Linked DNA regions of Homo sapiens: region 1 is linked to region 2. The links are chromatin loops, found by intact Hi-C in ENCODE. Cell type or tissue: tibial artery. All regions are shown on one strand. Links, peaks and the distances in the headings refer to the core of each region. The heading gives the core; the rest is flanking DNA.

Region 1 (2,810 bases), core at 80-2,579, 90 kb after region 2:
CCCCACTTACAGTTGGGGAAACTGAGGCTCGGCAAGGTTAAGTAGCCTGCCAAACACACAGCTACCAGGTTTTTGTCTTAGGAAATAAGAGCCCTGGAACAGTTGGCCAGTGCGGAGAGGACCCCCGAAGATCTCTGAGGCTAGTCCCCTTGTGTCGGAAAAACAGGTCTGGAGAGGGGATGTGACGTGCTGGGGCCCAGGGGAGTCCAAAGTCAGGACTCATTCTTCCCCCAGGTCATCGTGGGACCTCCGCTGGTCCCTGAATGTCAGGCCCCCTGAGGGCAGGGTCCTCAGCCAGGACCTAGGCTCCCAGATGTTACCAACCTTAACTGACAGTTTTCTGCTAGCACACAGGAAGTTCTTTTGAACATCTAACCTGAATCCCTCGTTTGCAGGGAAAGCCTCTTCCTTCTCATCTTGCAGTACTCTAAGAAGAGTTTGGCCTTTGATGTTAGGGAAGATCACCAGTTCCCTGGTGTTGTGGGAGGTGAGACTGTGCCCCTCTCTGCCATAAAATATCTCTTTACTGTCCATCGCTGGGCCTAAACATTAGCGACTTAGCCCTTGGGGCCTTACAGAGTTTCTTATTAAAATGTGAGTACTCCTGGAATGGGTGTCAGCTTAGCAGGACAGGGTGGTACTTCAGGGGCAGGGCTTGGGGGCCGTTGAGGGGCAGGAGAGAGCTGATTCTCCCCTTCTAGCCAGGCTTGATGGGGTCTACATGACCTGCCACCCTCCACCTCTCTGACCTCATCTGCTTCCACTCTGCCCCTCCCTCACCCTGCTCCAGCCACCCTGCCTTCAAATATGCCCATCATACTCCCACCACAGGGCCTTTGTCTGTGCTGCCCTTTACCTGGAAAACCCTTCCCATTCTGTCTGCCTGGCTCAGCTACCCACTTCATTCAGGTCCCTGCTGCCTCCTCCAAGAGGCCTTCTCTGGTCTCCTGTGGTAGGCAGAATAATGGCCACAGAGATGTCCACATCCTAATCCCCAAACCTGTGGCTATGTTACCTTATATGGCAAAAGGGACTTCGCAGATGTGATGAAGGATAAAGACTTTCAGATGGGAGATTATCCTGGATTCCCCAGGTGGGCCCCATATGATCACAAGGATCCTCACACATGGAATAGGGAGGCAGAAAAGGACAGTCGGAGGGAGATGGGGTGTGGAAACTGATTAGGGAACCTGAGAGATGGCAGCGTGGGAAAAACATGGCTCAAAGCTGTGGGCTTTGAAGGTGGAGGAAGGGGCTATGAGCCATGGAAAGCAGACAGCCTTTAGGAGCTGGACAAGACAAGGAAACAAATTCTCCACCAGAGCCTCCAGCAAGGAACACAGCCCTGCCCTGACCTTGATCTTGGCCAAGGGAGACTCATAGAGAATTTCTGATCCCTGGAACTGTAAGATTATAAATGCATGTTTTTTTTAAGGCACTAAAAGTGGGTTAATTTATGATGGCAGGCATAGGAAACGAATATGTCTCCCTTCCTTGATTGACAGTTCCTCAGCACATTTATTAGTGCCTGATACACAATAGCTTGACTTATGAATTGTCTCTTTTCTCTCACAGAAGGTCAGCTGCAGGAGGGCAGGGATTTTTTGCTTGCTTGGTGTTACATTCGCAGATAGAGTTGTCACATTTAACAAATGGAAATATAAAACACCCAGTTAAATTGAATTTCAGATAAATAATGAACTCCTTTTTAGTATAAAGTTGCCCCAAATATTGCAATTATTTATCGTTTATCTGAAATTAAAATAATTTAGGAGTCTTGTATTTTATCTGGCGAATTCATCCCCAACACATAAAACCATTCCTGGGTATGTATTAGGATCTCAATAAATGTCTGTTGAATGAGTGAAATAGATAAGCAAATGAATTCACATTAACTTCTAGCTTAAAAACCCTCTTTGGCTCCCAGAATGCCTACAGGGTAAAGTGTAAATCATAGCAAATGATAAAAGCAGACAGTTTCATAGCCGCTTCAATATGCCAGACCCGGGCTGAGTGCTTTACACTTATTAACTCACTCGGTTCTTGCAATAACCCAATGAGGTGGTTAGCCCATTTTCCAGATGAGGAAACTGAGGCCCAGGAGGCTTAGTAACTTGTTCAAAGTCACATAACCATTGAGCAGCAGAGCCAGGCAATTCCAGGCCTTTGAAAACTTGGCTCATGGAATGTTCTAATGTTATCTCCCTACCCATTCCCCTGAACACTGTGGATCCTCTCTCTCTAACAGCCCCCGGTTCCTTTTCAGGGTATGTGCTTCCGCATTCTCTGACTGCTGAACTCCTCCTCATACATCAAAGCCCTGTCCTACTTTTCTCTCTTTGTGAGACCATCTCTAAAACTCCCAGGAGGACTTGGCCCCCTCTCTTTCCCCTCCCCACCATGGCCCCTTGTCTGAATGCGTTGTAAGGACTTGCTATTGTGTCCTTTACGTTCCCTGACTGTGACCTCCCTGAGAACGGAGATGGGCCCCTTTCAGCTCTTTGGCATGGGGCTTCAAACTGAGTCTGGCTTTAGGGGGGTTCCCAGAAGCATTTGAGAATGAATGAATGAATGAATGAATGAGTGAGTGAATGAATGGCTGAGTGAATGAACGAATGCTGTTTGTTTCCACTCTGGGCCTCAGTTTCAGAGTCTATAAAAGGGGAAGAACAATCCTGAACCGCCCCCCATTCCTTAAAACAAAACACATTTTTTTCTGATTATAAAAATAATACACATTCATTAAAGAAAAATTGGAAAATAATAAAATTATGAAGAAGAAAATTAAAACCATCCATAATCCTGCCACC
Region 2 (2,810 bases), core at 228-2,727:
GTAAAATCTCTGGGAAGGAGTTATTCTGGGTGGCCAATTTTTTGGTGAATAAAAAGCATATTCCTTCGAGGACTGTTTTACTTTTTAGTTAGACACTATGTGGAAATGTAGGATACCTCTAGGCCCTTTTTTCATTCTCTTTGACAAGAATACATTCTTCAGTGAAATACTTAAAAGCTACCCAGAATCCTTGCCTCCCAACACAAACATTCCATTTGTTTCCGTCCTGCCTTTCATGTGCGTGTACATTTCACGGGGCCACAAATCATTGTACGGACTCTCCTGTGGTTCTGCCGGTTTCACTGACCAAGGCCTGATTATGTGTGTCTAGATTTTATACAGTGAGCATAAAATGATAATTTAAGAACATTTTTATTGAAATACACAATATGTAAATATTTAAAACTTTTTTATTGGGATACACAATAGTCTATACACAGCACACACAGAATAGTGCACAAATCCTAAATGTACAGCTCTGTTAGAATTTTTTTTTTTTTTTGAGACCGAGTCTCACTCTGTCACCTAGGCTGGAGTGCATTGGCACGATCTTACCTCACCTCAACCTCCACCTCCTGGGTTCAAGCAATTCTCCTGCCTCAGCCTCCCGAGTAGCTGGGATTACAGGCGCCCACCACTACGCCCAGCTAATTTTTGTATTTTTAGTAGAGACGGGGTTTCACCATGTTGGCCAGGCTGGTCTCAAACTCCTGGCTTCAGGTGATCCTCCCAACTCGGCCGTCCAAAATCCTGGGGGCCTCTGCGCCCAGCCTTAGTTTGAATTTTTGAAAACTAAGCACACACATGTAACCAGTCCCCAGATCAAGAAAGAGGACATTACCAGCACCTGGAGGTCCTCTCCTTACCTGTTCCAGTCACCAACCTCCCCCTTCCAAAGGTAACAACTACCCTGATTTCTAACAGCATAAATTAATTTGGACTGTTTTTGACCTTTGATTAATAAAATCATAAAGTATGTTGCTATGGTTTGAATGTGTCCCCCAAATTTCCTGCATTAGAAACAATCCCCAAATTCATATGTTGATGGCATTTGGAGGGGAGGAAGGGGTTTTGGGAGGTAATTAGGATTAGATAAGGTCATCAGAGTGGGCCCCCCCATGGTTGGGACTGGTGGCCCATAAGAAGTGGAAGAGAGACCTGAACTGCCATGCTCTTGCCCTCTCACCATGTGATGCCCTCTGCCATGTTATAACGTAGCAAGAAGGTCCTCATCAGATGCAGCTCCTCAGCCTTGGACTTCTCTAACTATAAGATATAAAATTTTTTTCTTTTTCTTTCTTTCCTTTTTTTTTTTTTTTCTTTGAGACAGAGTCTGGTTCTGTCACCCAGGCTGGAGTGTGTGCAGTGCTGCAATCTCAGCTCACTGCAACTCTGCCTCCTGGGCTCAAACCATCCTCCCAACTCAGCCTTCTGAGTAGCTGGGACTACAGGCATGCACCATCACACCTGGCTAATTTTTAAATTTTTGGTAGAGATGGGGTTTCACCATGTTGCCCAGGTTGGTCTCAAATTCCTGAGCTCAAGCAATCCACCCATCTTGGCCTCCCAAATTTCTGGGATTACAGGTGTGAGCCACCATGCCCAGCACATTTCTTTTTATAATTACCCAATCTGTGGTATTCTGTTACAGCAACAGAAAATGAACCAAGACGTATGTTCTCTTTGGTATCTGCTGCTTTTATTCAACATTAGGTTTATAAAATTCATCAACATTGATGTGCATAGCAATAGTTCATTCACTCTCATTGCCTTATGGGACCCCGCTGTATGAGCCATCTATCTATTGTATCTATGGCTGTGGAACAAACTACCCCAAAACCTAGTGACTTAAAACAATAACATTTATCTTGCATAGTTTCTATGCATTAGGAATTTCAAGAGCAGCCTAGCTGGGCAGTTCTGGCTCAGGGCCTCTCATGTGGTTGCAGCTGAGATGTCCTTCAGGGCTGCAGACATCTGACTGGGGCTTGACCGTTGCTCGAGGGTCTCCATCTCCAACTTCATCACTCACATGGCGGTTGGCAGGAGGCCTTCCTTCCTCTCTGCAGGGGACTCTCCACAGTGTGGCTTGAGTTTTTTCATGATTTGACATGACACTGGCTTTCCCCAGAGTGAATGATCAAGAGACCAAGGCAGAAGCTGCAACATCTTCCGTGAGCTCTCATTGGAAGTCACTCATGGTTGCTTCCATCATATCCTGTTGGTCGCCATGTCAGCCCTATTCAGTGTGAGAGGGGACTTCACAAGGATGTGATTACCAGGAGGCAAGGATTTTGGGGGGCCTTTAGAGGCTGGTGACCACCATCTATTGTAAAAGATCACGTTTTATAGCATCTCCCCTCACAGTGTTGCATTGTAAATTTTTTGCAAATTTAATGAGTTGATTTTGTAGTAGATGAGTAAATTTTGTAGTTAATACTGATACGAACATACTTGTGCACACAGCTTCTTGTTTCTGAAGTAGTTCTTAGAAATCTGTCCCTGGGAATGGAACTCGTGAGTCAAAAGATCTCAACCCATTTGTGGCTATTTCTTCGGATTGTACCAATTTTCAGTGCTACTAGCAAGCCAATGGTAGACCAAGTCCACTTCAGCTCCATCTACATTAGACCTTAATGCCGCCAGACAGAGCAGGGTGCCAGAACATGAAAATGACGCTCTGTCATCAAAATAATGGCAAATAATAAGCACCAGGCACTGTTCTGGGCTTCAATACCATGCTGCCTGGAGGAGACCTTCCATAGTGAAGACTGGAGGCTCTTTTCTGGGAGGCCCTGGATAACAGGTCC

What was found. A loop is a pair of places that touch in the nucleus more often than their neighbours do. Peaks named below come from ENCODE experiments on the same cell type or tissue, not always from the same donor. Only the 100,000 strongest peaks of a DNase experiment are listed, where the experiment ranks them.
Region 1: it touches region 2 in a loop (2.3-fold over the local background); 11 of 110 quality-filtered maps call a loop at or near these places.

The regions. Positions count from the first base shown.
Region 1 is chr1:24,943,488-24,946,297 of GRCh38, forward strand. All of the region lies in intron 1 of RUNX3-AS1 (RUNX3 antisense RNA 1), which reads left to right. It also overlaps a transcript of RUNX3 not described here. Among named protein-coding and RNA genes, the nearest start is that of RUNX3-AS1, 14 kb to the left of the region's middle. In tibial artery, for the core only: no CTCF peak of the experiment used is centred there; no DNase peak of the experiment used is centred there.
Region 2 is chr1:24,853,589-24,856,398 of GRCh38, forward strand. No RefSeq gene overlaps it. Among named protein-coding and RNA genes, the nearest start is that of MIR6731, 64 kb to the right of the region's middle. In tibial artery, for the core only: no CTCF peak of the experiment used is centred there; no DNase peak of the experiment used is centred there.